2 separate regions of the Mus musculus genome follow, and region 1 is linked to region 2. Evidence: chromatin loops called from intact Hi-C (ENCODE). Cell type or tissue: left cerebral cortex. All regions are shown on one strand.

What was found. Peaks named below come from ENCODE experiments on the same cell type or tissue, not always from the same donor. Only the 100,000 strongest peaks of a DNase experiment are listed, where the experiment ranks them.
Region 1: it touches region 2 in a loop (1.9-fold over the local background); 2 of 42 quality-filtered maps call a loop at or near these places.

Annotation. Positions count from the first base shown.
Region 1 is chr19:5,248,929-5,256,928 of GRCm38, forward strand. The region is part of intron 1 of Pacs1 (phosphofurin acidic cluster sorting protein 1); the gene reads right to left. Among named protein-coding and RNA genes, the nearest start is that of Pacs1, 20 kb to the right of the region's middle. In left cerebral cortex, no CTCF peak of the experiment used is centred here; no DNase peak of the experiment used is centred here.
Region 2 is chr19:5,170,261-5,178,260 of GRCm38, forward strand. All of the region lies in intron 1 of Pacs1 (phosphofurin acidic cluster sorting protein 1), which reads right to left. Among named protein-coding and RNA genes, the nearest start is that of Gm30840, 49 kb to the left of the region's middle. In left cerebral cortex, no CTCF peak of the experiment used is centred here; a DNase peak (open chromatin) is centred at 4,007.

The DNA of each region.
Region 1 (8,000 bases), 79 kb after region 2:
GGTTGTCCAAGCTCCAGTGGATGGCCACACATACACACAAATAAAGGCAGTACTAATAGGACTCATTGAGTTATTACAACAAAAAGAATGAAATCCTAAAGTAAATAAGAAACACAGCTCCGAGCCGGGCATGGTGGCGCACGCCTTTAGTCCCAGTACTCGGGAGGCAGAGGCAGGCGGATTTCTGAGTTCTAGACCAGCCTGATCTACAGAGTGAGTTCCAGGACAGCCAGGGCTACACAGAGAAACCCTGTCTCAAAAAAAAAGAACAAAAAAACACAAGAGAGAGAGAGAGAGAGAGAGAGAGAGAGAGAGAGAAACACACACACACACACACACACACACACACACACCACTCCCTGGAGAGATGGCTCAGTGGTTAAGAGCACCTTCCAGAGGTCCTGAGTTCAATTCCCAGCAACCACATGGTGGATCACAACCATCTGTAATGGGATCTGATGCCCTCTTCTGGAGTGTCTGAAGACAGCTACAGTGCACTTAGATATAATAATAAATAAAAATAAACCTTAAAAAAAAGAAAAAAGGAAAAGAAAGCACAGCTCCAGAGGAAGGAAGATGGAGGAAGAGAAAAACAATCCAGACTCCGTGTGGCTTTAAACAGTCACAGGTAGCCATGAAAATCTTATAAGGGATGGATAATTACAGGACAATTTGTCTTATCTAGGTGGGCAATTTATATCAATATCAATTGGCTCTGAGTAAACTGTGTAGATATTTTGTGGGGTGAGAATTTACTGATATGAATCTCACATATAAATTGCAAAAAGAAAAGAAAAGAAAAACGGCTCCCCACAAAAGGAAACTGACCCAATCAAATCATCCATGAAGGATAATATCACAGTGATCCTGATGATCAACAAAAGGAAAGGGGAAATGTAAACTAAAACCACAGGACAAACCATCTTTGCCCCTAGCAGAATGACTTAAGGGGTGAGGGGAGTGGCAAACACCAACTGTTAGTGCAGATGGACAGCAACAGAGGCTATCGTATGGTATGAATATGAACACATATGTTTCCTGTGACCCAGAATTTCATATTCAAGAGAAATGAGTACATAGATCTACCAACATTCAAAATAACCCCAGACTGGAAATGTCCCACACAGCTAACATCAGCAGAATAACTAAGAGAGCACAGAATCCATGCCATGAGATGCATATGAACATATACCATTCAGTGAAATACTATGCAGCAAGAAGAAATGAACTGCGACTAGTATGCAAAAGGCTCCCAAACACAAGAGCACACACTAAAGCAGCACTGCTTCATCCCGTCAGAAGCTGGGCTACTGCTTTCCTGGTGGCAGAAGCTGTGACTAGGAGAGAAATGGTGACATTCCGACATTAGGCATGCTCAGCTTCTCCATGTGGGTGCTCGAGATGTATGTTCAGTTTATAAAAGCTCACTAAATTGAACTTACTAAATTGTATACTTTTCTGAGTACATATGACACTTTCAGTAAAGTTTTTTGTTTGATTTTTTTTAAATTAGTTATAGAGCATAGACGTAAATCTTTGCATGTGAAAGAATTCCAAATTGTACTTTTATCAATTATAAAATAAGCCTTCTTTATAATAAATCAGCCTTTAGACTCACTCACATATATGTCAGTAAAAAGTAGTTTGCAATTATCTAAGTCTCAACACAAACATGTTTGCTTCTTTAACCATTCAGCATAGAGTAAATATTCCATGAATGTAAACTCCATGAACACAGGAGAGATTTCACTCTATTCAAAACTCAAAAAGATTTATTAACTATTTTGGGAAATCATATTCCAGTAGCACTGCCACATATCATGAATCACCAAAGCAACACACCTAAATGAATCTCTATTCATAGATGTCATGTCCACAAAGATAAAGCTACATGTTCCCGCTGGCACACAATAGCTATGGTTCCTAATGCAGAGTGTACTTATTTACATTTGTCTCCTAAGAAAGACACACCTTTTGTTTCCTCTGTATTGCTGTGAAGACAATGCAGATGTGCCAGTAAATTTTACTATCTAAGCATTTCATTTCAGAATAGAAAAGGGACCATATAGACTGAATGAATTAAACAAACAAACAAACAAACAGTTATAAACCACCAGTCTAAGCTGGGAATGTAGTTCATACCTGTAATCCCAGAACTCCAGAGGCTGGAAACAGTCAGGACTACAGAATGAGTGAGATTTTATCTCTCAACAAATAGAAAGAAAAAATAAATCACAGCTTATCACAGGAACTCTAAAGAGAACTCAAGAATTCTAAACCCAGAACTTAGTAACTACCCTTTCAACTACTCACATTTAAATTCTAAGTAGAGTAAATACAGTTACCTAAAGAAATGTTCAAAGTTTAGTGATTAAATCAAAACGACCCTGAGATTCCACCTTTCACCAATCAGAATGGCTAAGATCAAAACCATAGGTGACAACACATGTTGGAGAGGATATGGAGAAAGAGGAACACTCCTCCATTGCTGGTGGGATTGCAAACTGGTACAACCACTCTGGAAATCAGTCTAGAGGTTCCTCAGAAAATTGCAAATAGATCTACCTGAAGACCCAGCTATACCACTCTTGGGAATATACCCAAAAGATGCCCCACCATGTCACAGGGGCACCTGTTCCACTATGTTCATAGCGGCTTCATTTGTAATAGCCAGAAGCTGGAAACAACCCAGATGTCTCATGACAGGAGGATGGATACAAAAAATGTGGTTCATTAACACAATGGAATACTACTCAGCTATTAAGAATGAGGACATTTGGAGTTTTGCAGAAAAATTGATAGAACAAGAAAATATCATCCTGAGTGAGGTAACTCAGACCCAAAAGGATATGCATGGACTCAAGATACAGTCCCCAGAACTCAAAAAGGTCAACAAGCCAAGGTGCTCAAGTGAGGATGCCTCAGTCCCACTTGAGAAGGAGAAGAAAGCAACCACAAGTTGGCGGTGGGGGGAACCTGATCTGGTATTGAGTGAGGGAAAAGGACTGAAGCCCTGAGGGCCAGCAGAAAAAATGGAAACAGGCAACCTCTGTAGATAGGAGGTTGGGGGGACCCTCCAGAATGCACCAGAGACTTGGGAGGTGAGAGACTCTCAGGACTCAAAGGGACCTTAGATGAAATGCCCTACAGTGGGGAGAGGGAAGTTATAGAGCCCACCTCCAGCAGAAAGACAGGACATCAAATGCAGGATGGAGTTGCCATCCCACAGTTAAAACTCTGACCCATAATTGTTCCTGTCTGAAAGAACTGCAGGAATGGAAATGGAGAGGAGCTTGAGGATAAAAATGGTCCAGCACCAGGCCACAGTGGGATCCAGCTCACGGGAAGGTCCCAAGGGCTGACACTATTACTGAGGCTATGGAGCGCTCACAAACAGGGGCCCAGTATGACCAAACTCCAGAAGAGTCAGAGGCAGATAGCTGCACCCAACGAATGGACAGAAGCAGCTGACCCCTGTTGTTGAATTAGGGAAGACTGAAAGAAGCTGAGGAGAGGGCGAGCCTGAGATTGAGGAAGACCAGCAATCTCAATTAATCTGGACCCCCCCACACACACCCCCTAAGATCTTTCAAACACTGGACCACCAAACAGGTACCATACACCAGCTGATATGAGGCCCCCAACACATACAGTAGAGGACTGCTGGGTCTGTGTTCATTCAGAGATGGTGCACCTAACCCTCAAGAGTCTGGAGGCCCAGGGAGTTTAGAGGTCAGGTGGAGTGGTGGGGTGGGAACATCCACGTGGAGAAAGGGGAGTGGGGAGTGGTGTGGAACAGTCAGAGGGTGGACTGGAGGAGGGTTGGGGAAAATAAAATGTGGGGTGTAAAAAAGGAAAGTAATTAATTAATTATTTTTTAAGAAAAAGAATGTAAAGAACCCAGCAGCCATTCCTTACCTAGGGACACATATCATACACTGACTCTAGACACAGTAAAGGAAACAGAAACGCAGAGTGCAAGATCTGAGTCCCTCTCCTTTTAAGTCAGTGAGATACAGTTTGGCATGCAGGAGCAAAGGGCCCCATTATTTTTCTGTTCTATTTCAAAAATAGCTCCACCTTCAAGACTACACAAATTAGATCACTCTGCAGCAGGATTCCTCCTCACTGAGACCCTTGGTCAAACAGAAAGTATGCTACAGCAAACTCATGATTTTTACAAAAACCAACATGTTTTTGAATCTTCAGTTTCCCTAGGTAGGTAACAAAGAATTGAAGCTGCTATTATCAATGAATTCTGCACAAAATCACCTCTTCAAAAGCATCTAACAAATCCAGATCAGAGTGAGCACAGACCACACAGCAGCGTAGCCAGAGCTGCTGAGACTGAACTGCTTCAGTGGCTACATTATGGCCTAACACAGGAGTAATGTTAAGTAGATCTTTAACACATCAAGAGCTAAGCTACCAGTTACTCTATAGCCTAGTAAAAGTGGAAACAAATTCCAAAACTGCTCTGAAGACTCCTATTATAGATACTGTTTTCACGATGGCAGTAAGAGCAATAGATGCGAAAGAGTGACTTCAAATGAAAACAGAAAGCAGATACAATGCAGTCAGATGAGATGCTGAAGGTATTGTTGAATCTTTTTGCTCTGTCATACCCCAAATCTGGGAGGAGAATGTACTCAGGATCCTCAGCTTCTGAGTTCCCACCTGCTTCCACCTCCATCCTCACAGCCGCCTAGCACAGCGACCCCACCTGCCCTGCCCTTTTCTCCTGGGGAGTGAGGCCAGTGGTTCTGCTGAGGCCCAAGGAATCATAATGCATCTTTTCTAGCTCTAACTCAAATGACTCAAGGTCAAACCAAGAGTTATGCAATGACCAATAAATTCTGTTGTGTCCGTGGTAGAGCACCTGCTGTGTCTCTCTCCAACACTGCAAAACAAATGATGTATACACCTGTATGTGTCCTCCCCCACCCCCAACCTGTCCCTTAACTTCTCTGATTTTACTTTCTATAGTTTTCCCCCTTATTTATGTGGCTCCAGCCACACTGGCCTCCTGGATATTGCTGGTACCTATCAACACCTCTTGTCCCCTCTACCAGGCAGGCTCCTCCCAAAAATTTTACTTGGCATGGCTCATATAATCGCGTGCTTCACCTGGCTTGCTGAGCTCTCAGGTTTTCTGGACTATCTTATTTGTGTGACTAGAGGAAAACCCTAGGTGTTGTTTCTCAAGCGCCGAGTACCTTGTTTGACTGTTTTTATTTTTAGTCAGGCCCTCTCACTGGGCTGTGGGTCTTACCAAGTCAGCTAGGCGGCTAGCCAGTGAGCTGAGGGGATTCTCTGTCCACCTCCCCACACCACCGTACAGACAGGTCAACCTCCTCCTCTACACTGCACTGCTGTCCTCCTTCCCGCTCAGCCTCTCTTCCTACCCTGTCACTTGTTTACTGTCTGATGCACACCTGTCCCTAGAGGCTGGGATTTTTCTGTTTTATTCACCATTCTGTCCAGTATCTACAACAGTAAGTGGTACAGAGCATTTGCTTGATGTGTCTTTTCATTAAAAGACGGCACTAAGAAGAGGTAGGTAGACTAGGAGACTTATCAAAATCTATTCAGCCAGGAACAGCCAAATGAGAAATCAAAATTTAAAGTCAAACCATTTCTAGAATGTCACTTAAATGAGATTGCTACTGACTTTTTCTTCAGATACATAAGAAGAAAAACCTGAGTGAGAAAATACAGCAAGCGAGAGAGAGAGAGAAAGAGAGAGAGAGAGAGAGAGAGAGAGACTGAGACTATAATCTTAAAATTATTCTTAAAATATTTTCTTAAATGCATTTCAAAAAGACGAAGCCTCATTCAGGGCCATGGTGTCCATTCATCAGTGGTCCCTGGAGTCGGGACACGGGGACACTAAGTAAATATACCACCTTTCCCTGTTCTCAAACAACCAAGCCGGTCTTATGCCTCACCTTAGGCTTACAAGTCCTTTCCCATTTACAGTCCCACGAGATGAGCCTGTTCCCCAATGAGATAATCCTTTCTTTATTCTCCATGGAAGGAAAAGTCATTCAAGGATTAATGGACAAAACTTCAAATGTTAATATTTTTCTTTATTATATATATTTAAAAGAAAGCATTAGGACTCTTCAGTGATAAAAAACAAAGTGATTATGATATTGCATGTACTTAATAAGCAATTCTCTCTGTTAAAGGAAAGGACATAAACAACTTTACTGCACATCTTGGTGGCAGAGAGGAAATACAATTAAATCCATTAATAGCCACAAGAGTTATATTCCCAGTAGACCTTGGTTTTCATCCACAGCAAAAGTGGTACACAGCAGAGATGACAAAATACTGCAGCAACTTGTTATGTAATTTAATTTTGAGACGATCATTTTATTAAAAGTAGATCTATGGCTACTTCACTATCAAATTTCACTGTCCATGACAAATCCAAGGACTAAATGAAAACATGCTTGTGAAGACAATGTCAATGGCAGCTTGTCAGTCAGATCAACTGAGGACACATCCCACCCCTTCATGAGCATAGATCACTGACATTCCCAAAGATGAGAAGGTGACAACATCAATGGATATAGAAGCCCAAACACCTTATATACATGCTACATTTTTTTCTCCTTGTAACACAGTAATAGTGGGTAGGGAGTATCCTCACCTTAACTTCCCATGAGAAAAAGGGGGAATGGGGTAACCAAGGCTAATATAACCAAGCAAACGATGCTCAAACACAAACACAGCTAACTCACAGCATGCATTTCTATCTCTAAATGACCTCCAGTGTAGTACTTTTAGATTCCTAAGATTACAAAAGATTAGACACTTTCTATAATTCCCATTTCTCTGGAGCACAACCTGGACCAGGAGGTAAACAAACTATTCACTGTTCTTAAATACCCAGCCTTGAATCTCATACTCTCAGGCTATACCGCCAGCAGTCCTTAGTCAAAACTTCAAAATCTGTCCTTCCTTCCTATCTGCTTTTTTTTTTTGGGGGGGGGGGGTTGGTTTACTTGTGTTTTTTTGTTTTTGTTTTTGTTTTGCTTTGTTTTGTTTGAGTGCTGGGGACTAGTCCCAGGCATTGTACATGCCTGGTAACACTTTACCCCAGAGCCTCAGCCCTCATTATTAACATTTTTCAATTAACTGTTTAATGGCATATAAAAAGCAATGGAGAAAGAGATTGTACTGACAAGAATCAAAAGCAAATACATGAACATGAATAGTTATGCACTATGCACAGTCATTATTCAGCAAGCTCCTCTGTCCTGAAAAACCCAGTTAGTCAAAATGATCCACTCTCAAGGAAAGGTTAGTCTGCTTTAGACATCCTTAAAAATGAGCAGCAAGATAACAGGGTCACAGATTTCCAAGCAAAATGGTAAAGTCTGGTGCTCCTTTTTTTTTCTTTTTTTTTTTTTAAGATAGATTTGTTTGTTTGTTTGTTTGTTTGTTTGTTTATTATATGTAAGTACACTGTAGCTGTCTTCAAACACACCAGAAGTGGGCATCAGATCTCATTACGGATGGTTGTGAGCCACCATGTGGTTGCTGGGATTTGAACTTCGGACCTTCGGAAGAGCAGTCGGGTGCTCTTACCCACTAAGCCATCTCATTAACCCAAGTCTGGTGCTCTTAAAGGAAAAAATTAAAGCCAGGTATAATAGCACACACCTTCTCTGTAAGAAAGAAAGAAAGAGAGAGAGAGAGAGAGAGAAGAGGAGAAAAGAGAAGAGGAGGAGAGGAGAGGAGGAGAGGAGAGGAGAGGAGAGGAGAGGAGAGGAGAGGAGAGGAGAGGAGAGGAGAGGAGAGGAGAGGAGAGAAGGAGAAGGAGAGGAGAGAAGGAGAGGAGAAGGAGAAGGAGAGGAGAAGGAGAAGGAGAAGGAGAAGGAGAAGGAGAAGGAGAAGGAGAAGGAGAAGGAGAAGGAGAAGGAGAAGGAGAAGGAGAAGAGAGAGAAGAGAAGAGAAGAGAAGAGAAGAGAAGAGAAGAGAAGAGAAGA
Region 2 (8,000 bases):
GCTGAACTGTGGTGGTCTTCTGAATTCAAGGCCAGCCTAGTTTATACAGCATGCTCCAGGCCAGCCAGAGTTACACAGTCAGGCACTGTCTCAAAACCAAAGCAACAAAATACCTGAAGCCCTTCCATATGCTCTAAGAGACAGACTAAAACAGAAGACTGGACATGTATGCCAGATATATAAATATCAAAAGAAAGCTGTAGCTGATCTTTTTGCTACTTTGTGGGTTTTACTCTCTTCCACCCTTCCCCATCCCTTTTCTTCCACCCTTTCAACCCCCAAACACTAGATAAGAGAGATAAAAGGCCAGAGAGAAATGGAAAGAGATCCCTGAATAAAGTCAGGGGCTGGAAAGTGGATGACGTTATCACTAGACTACTTCCTGTTGATTAGGGACACTGAGTTCCTTGGGACAAGTTTGATCTTTGCTGTCAGGATATCTAGTTTCTTCTTTGTGGACAACTACTTAGCAACTGACTCACCTCTTGAGGCTCTAGCATTTATATGCCCTCTGAAAAGTCCCCAGAATTCCAACTGTCATACAATGACAGAAATTATCTGCACCTGGCAAAATCAACCCTTCCTAGAGCATGAGGCAAATCATACTTAGATGAAGCATCCCCGTATCTCATACCTGGGATTAAAGTGAAAATATATTCTTATAATATTTCTGTGTTTTTAAAAGAAACCAAAATTCCAAAATGTCACTACAGAAAGATTAGGTATGGCTATATAATTCTGGCAAGATAGCATTATGAGAACTGAATTATCAATTCACCAGGAGTTAATTCAAGACCAGTATACATTTAGTAAAAATAGCTTTAAATTTTAGACTATGGGGCTGGAGAGATGGCTCAGCAGTTAAGAGCACTGACTGCTCTGCCAGAGATCCTGGGTTCAATTCCCAGCAACCACATGGCTCACAACCATCTGTAATGGAATTTGATATCCTCTTCTGGTATGTCTGAAGATAGCTACAAAGTACTCATATAAATAAAAAAAATTACATATCAGAATTTTGTTATACATCTACAGTGGTTCCAATAAACTTGCTTGCTGTTATTACTTTATTTTATAAAAGAAAATAAAACAAAGCAAAAAATAAAAAATCCCTTAGTACATAGATCAGGCTGGTCTCGATCTCATGGCAATATTCTTGCCTCCCTGTGCCTGTTTCCTGAATGATGGGATCATAGGTGTGCATCACTGTACCAGGATATCATATTAATTTATTAATTTGTGTGTATGTATTCATGTATGTGCAGAGGTGTAATATGCATGCACTCATTTGTGGAAGTCAGAGAAAAGCCTCAGGTGTAACTCCTCACACATTGTCTGCTTAAAATTTGTTTATATTGAGATAAGGTGTTTCACTAGCCTGGAACTTGCCATATAGGCTAGGCTGGTCAGTAGTAAGTCCCAGGGAGTCCCCAGTCTCTACTGCCCCAGTGCTAGGATTATATGAATGTGACACTCAACCTGGCTCCTTCCCCACAGCCCCCACAAAACAGTTTTCTGTGTAGCCCTGACTCTCTTAGACCTTGCTCTTTAGATCAGGCTGGCTTCAAACACAGAGAGCCATTTGCCCCTGACTAGTGCTGGAATTAAAGGTGTGAACCACATGCCAGGCTCCACCTGGCTTTTTAGAATGTGGGTTCTGGGGATGGAATTCAGGTCCTCTTGCAATCACTTTACCAATTGAACTCTCTCCTCAATCTCCTTTTTAAAACTAGTTAGAGAGAGTGTGTGGGGGTCAAAAAATAACTTCGAGGAGTCGGTTCTCTCCTGCCACCTTGTAGGATCCAAAGGTGAAAACTGAACTCTACCCACTCTACTCCTCAAGGATCCGCAGATACTAGGCCTTACAGATTAATAAAGTTTGGAAACCCGGACGTTTTTAAAGGGACATTCTCCAGATGAAGCAGAATTTTAAAAATTAAATTATTCCTGTAGAGAGAATCCTTTGTGCACTGTGTGAAAGTTCCACCTGACAAAAAGCCTGTGGACAATGAATTGGGCCCAGAAATAGGAGGTGGAAGTTCTGGTAGAGAGAGAAAGAGAGGAATTCTGGGGGATTCACCCTGAATGCTGGAGGAGACAGACACATGAAACTGAGGGAGGTAACTAACCACGTGGAAGACATAGAATAGTTTAGAAGTAATGAGCTGATCGAGGATCAAGTTGAAGACTAGGGCTTGAACATTTATTCATATATATGAAGTCTCAGAGACATTATTTCCGGGAACAAAGAGGCCAGGGTGGAAAAGCCGTCCGTTCCAATTCCACAAAGCACTTTATTCAAGTAAAGCTGCAATTGGATGAATATAGAAGATAGCTGAAGAACTTGTAGCAGGAATTGTTAAGAAAGCTATAGCTACTTGCATAGAAACATCACCAGTAACAATTAGAGACACTGGTCAGTGACTGCAGAGCCCCTGAAAAAGAAAACCTCAGGTTCAGATGATGTTCATATGCAAATTCTGCTAACAGTCTAAAAAACAAACAAACAAAAATTAAAAAACTAATCCTATATACATTTTTCAGAGGATCTAAAGGAAGAAATAGATTCCAATTTTATAAACTCAAAGAGAGCCTTACTGTACATCATCAAAGAAGAACGATGAGCCAGTCTCACGCCAGCATGACTAACTGAAAGAAACAAATGTCACTGCTTTCAGGGTAATGTATTTAAGTTTATTTGGGAAATTCAAAAGAATCTCATTAGCCAGGCAGTGGTGGCACACGCCTTTAATCCCAGCACTCGGGAGGCAGAGGCAGGCGGATTTCTGAGTTTGAGGCCAGCCTGGTCTACAAAGTGAGTTCCAGGACAGCCAGGACTATACAGAGAAACCCTGTCTTGGAAAACCAAAAAGAAAAAAACCAAAAAAAGATGATGTCAGGACTAGGAGTGGAGAAGCAGGCCTGTTCACCCCAGCACTCAGGTGGCAGAGGCAGGAGGATCACGAGGAGGCAGAGGAGGGAGGGAGAGGAAGAGAAGCAGCAGGATTCCCTAACTAGGAACAGGACTGACTACACAGAATACTACTCGGCGTATACATGCAATGTAAGGTTTAGAATACAGGACTGTGTTCTTTTACACTTTTTATTATACTTTAATTAATCAATTGATTGTGAATGCATGCACATGCGTGCCACAGCATGCAGAGGAAGTCAGAGAAGAGAATTGGTATTCTTTTACCACATGGGTCCTGTGGATCTAACTCAGGCTTTGCAGACAGTAACTTTAACCACTGAGCATCTCACCAGCCCCAGGACAATATTATTATGATTCTGAGATATTCTAAAAACAAGATACTGGGAACAATAAATTAACTCTTTAAAATTAGGATTTTCTGCTAGCAGGAAATACCATATAATCAATGAAATGACGGGGGCTGGAGAAATGGCTCAGCAGTTAAGAACACTGGCTACTCATCCAGAGATCCTGAGTTCAATTCCCAGCAACCACATGGTGGCTCACAACCATCTGTAATGAGTTCTGATGCCCTCTTCTGTCATGCAAGGTGTACATGCAGGTAGAGCACTCATACATAAAATAAAATCTTTTAAAAAAAATTAAAAAAAGACAGTCACGACTTTGGAGAAGATATTCGAAACGCGTAACACTAACAAAGTATGTAGAATATGAAGGCTGGCAAATCAATTTAAGAGTAGGCAAAGGACATGAACAATTTGTGTTTCCAAGAGGAAATGTTAATGGCTGATAAATATTTTTTTAAAAATCAGGAAGATACAAATTGGAGTCAAAATACAAATTTGGCAGAATTACGTATGCATGACAATGTGGTACAATGGGAACTCATATGCTGCCTATGGGACTGTTGTCTAAATCATTTTAGAAAACTATGAACATCCACTCTCCAGCAATCACACTCACTGGCGTGATGGCACTGAGCTTGCTACCTTGCCTCCTCCCTTTGCCTCTGTGTCTTCATATATAAAACGAACATGTAATAGCATCAAATCATGGGCTGCCGAGAGTCATGCATAAAAATGTGAGAACACTGCCCTCCCACAGTGAGAACTCTATATGCAACGCTGCCGGCATCATGCGCAGTAGAATCCATAGAAGTGTCACCAGAAGCAGCCCCCAAAGCTGTGGTACAGCCATACATTCAATGCTGCCCATCAGGAAAAAAATTAATGAGTTAAGGTTTTATTTCAATTATCAATTTCTTTCTAAACATAACACCATGTGTATGGCTGGAGAGAAACTGAGTTGGAGAAGACCACAGAACGCATGGTACATAACATTTAACACCAAGCAAAAGCTATCTAGTGATTGTACAGGGACGCGGGAGGGAAACTCCAGAGGACTGGGTGACATATGAACAAAAGGAGGTTGGGATGTTTAGAGAAACAAAGCAAGAATGTCTGGAGCTCGAGGAATGTAAAAATGAAAAGTGAAAGTTAGACTCTGCAGTTGGGGGCTTTGATTGTGCTTATGATGGGAGACACTGATAATTGAGAGACGAAGTTTGGTCTCAGACCCTAGATAATGAATGAGAGAGTAGAATTCACAAATATTCTAGTGGATTGCTTATGTCTTGCTAATAGACTGAATGCAGGTTCTGGGAAAAAAGAAAACGTCATGAAAGGTCTGAGGTGTTGGCTTGAGCAACAGGCTGGATGATGGTAGTCCCACTTAAGATGAAGGAGGAGACAGGGAAGTTCTGGAGCAGAGTTTGAGACATCTTGACAACTAGATGGCTGGCTGTGGATGTCTCCAGCTCAAGAAAAGCATCAGGCTGGAGTTATGGATTTAGAAATCAGAGCAGAGGACTGACAACTGAGATCTTCCAGGAGTTCAAACAGGGAAAAGATGATCCTTGCGCAGCTGAGGAGGACTGAGCGCCGCCAGCCAGGTAGACACAGGAGGAACTGTCAATGCAGTCCACAGGTAGACTACGATGAGGACAGAAAGCTGACTGGTAAATGTTACAAAATGGTGAACACTAGTGACCCCAATCCTACACATTCCAGTAGCATACAAAGTCTCAAATGAAGGGTGCCAGACATGTAAGCAGCTGCCGATAAGGTAAGGGAATCAGAAAATAAGATCTCAAGCTAGGAAAAGCAATGTGGCAAGGTGGGAGGAATGGAAGCTTCACTTTGGCTTCCACCAGGACTAGCAGATCAGTCTACCATCCACACTTTTAAAAATGGTCTCATCTAATTTTCCCTGTGGTCCCAAGGTGCCCCCTGGTAAGAGAAATGTGGTTTTGTCTGAAAATACAAGGAAGAGAAAAGAATGGGAATCTGAAGTGGAAATTTCTGGTTTCTTTGGAGACTCAGTTGTGTCGTGTTGTTCTGGAAGCTGTCTGGTGAGAGGGTGTTTTGCTGAAGCAGGCACTCGAGAGGACGTGTGATGTTAGAAAGAGCACAAGTAGAATACAATAGACAGTGAGCAGCACTCTTGCACTGGTTCACCTTGCAATGCTTTGCTGGTCTTTGCTGATCTTCACTCGTTGTGAGGTTGTAGAGAGAAAAGTGCCAAAGAACTTCTCATGGTTCTCTGGCTGCTTCCTGCCACTTCTGCAGTCTCATGCCAATACGGCAGAGCCTCCAGGTTTCTTCTGGATCGAGCCGCTTCTATTGATCTATGTTCAGCGTTTGCTGACTACACTGGACTGCTGCTACGGATTTGTGTTTGAAGTTTTAGACTGGACTGCTGCTATCCTGACAATGAAGATTGGAATCACCCCAAAGAACTACTTCTAAATAGGTCTACAACCTCCCTTTCCTATTAACCTTTCTTTTCTCCTAACTCTGGTAGGTGGGCTAGAAGGGAGGTTGAAGCACTTAAGAACCCTTATTAAAACAGGTTTTGAAAAATCTAACACTACAGGAATTGGAATGTAATAAATCAAGAAAGAAATTAAAAGGGTGTTTTTGTTTTTGTTTTTGAGACAGGGTTTCTCTGTGTAGCCCTGGCTGTCCTGGAACTCACTCTGTAGACCAGGCTGTCCTCGAACTCAGAAATCCACCTGTCTCTGCCTCCCAAGTACTGAGATTAAAGGTGTGCGCCACCACTGCCCAGCTAAAAGGGTTTTAAAAAGTAGTTTTCATGTCTTTACTAAACACACACAGAAGGACACAGCATATAAGTGCCCAGAAGGACCAGTTATGCCCTCTTGTAGCACCACCCCAAGCTTAAAGTGCTTTTTCTAAAGTCCCATAAGTGGGCTGATTAATATTCCCTTTGTGATGAATCTTACTGATGAGCTGTATCCATGCATGCATGAAATCTTTAATTCAGTGAAGCTCAGAAGAAGTGCTGTAATAGCTAACTATGAACATCTCTGTCCTGTTTCCTAGTTCTGGAAGCATCACAGGCATGCAGATATCTCAGCTTCACAGAGACTGAAGAGCTGAGACAGGAAACGCTACTCTGTGGTCCTGCTTGTCTTGCTAGTCGCCCCTCTTCTCTCTCCTTACTTCCCTCCCTAAGAATCCAACTGTGCAGATCCTTACTGTCTGAACAAATAAAACGAGAAACTGGAGTAATTTGAATTTAAGACGGTTTTCTTCATCAAGAAAGTTAAAAATTTCAAAAGGAGGTCCCGCTGTAGACTGCAATAAATTTCGACTATCTTTAAGTGGCACATTTAAAATTATTTTAATAGCCAGGTTGCTTGCTTATTGAGAGACAATTCCATTTTTCTCTGATCTTTCTACACATTCTGGACCAAGGTAAAACCTGAACTTCTCTAGACACATAGAGAGCTGCTGGGATAATGGTAGGAATAGGAATGACAGCAGAATCCTTACACATGCCTAACAAAGCCTCACTCAGGAGAAAGCCTTTCCTGTTTGAAGATACGGGGTTCTGAATCCATCAGGAGGAGTTAAGGAAGCACAACCTAGGAACTGGGAACTGACGACCTCAAGCTGCATTCACCCGAGGGGGCGGTTTGCTTCTGCCTCTATGCATGAAACTACAAAGGATTGTTCTGGGAGAGCTGACCTTCATCACCAGAGACTGATAACCTAGGGCTGCCATGAGCCTGCACCGACAGCTCTAAAGTGACCCCCATTTCACACTAACTTCACTCCTTGACTGAGTACATCTTTCCTGGCAAACCTAGAGTTTACTGCCCTGATCCTGATTCTCATCTGTCCTTTCTCACTCAGAGATTAACTACTCTTTTGAAATGTAAAAAGCATCATGCTTTGGTTATTTCTTTATATATCACTGTCTTCTGAAGATTTCCACTGTACATATGAAATTAATGAAACAAGTATGATTTCCTCTCATTCCTTAAGAGTCTTAGCATCAGCCAAAGGGTGCACATAAGAACTACAGAGTGGAGGGGGACATCTTTCTCCCCTGTGGTTTCACACCACAGCTATTTTAAGACCTTGAAAACAAAAATTCCCAGACACGTCATGCACATATGGGTGGAACTAATTGGACTCAATGGTTATAATGAAGGAGGGGGGAGAAGATAAGGTCTGTGTGTGTGGGGGGGTGGGGGGTGTTGGGAAGCCTAGCAGGAGTGGAATAGGAGAGTTAGGTAAGAGTTAGATAAGATAAAAATACATTGTATACATGTATGAAATTCTCAAAGAATAAATAATTATAAACATTTAAAAAAAACCCTCTGGACGAGCACCTTCAGGTCTACTATGGGGCCCCTAACACATGAGGTACACATTTTAGACCTACTTAATCAGCTAGCTTTGTATAAGCAGACTTACAGACAATATGAAAATAAGCTAGCAGGCCTAAAAGTAATTTAATACTGGGGCTGGCAGAGACACTGGGGGAAAAACAATAGCAGGTCAGGCTCTACTAATAATCACTATCAAGGAAGAACTACAGTCAACCCTCTCCCTAATAATATAAAATAACCCTTATCCAATAGTATCATTTGTAGTTATTTATTTACTCATTCTTTAATGGACAATTGCCACACCCACTCCAGTGGAGTCTGCGTGACAAGTCCAAAAGCTGGCTGCAGTCCTGAGGCAAAAAG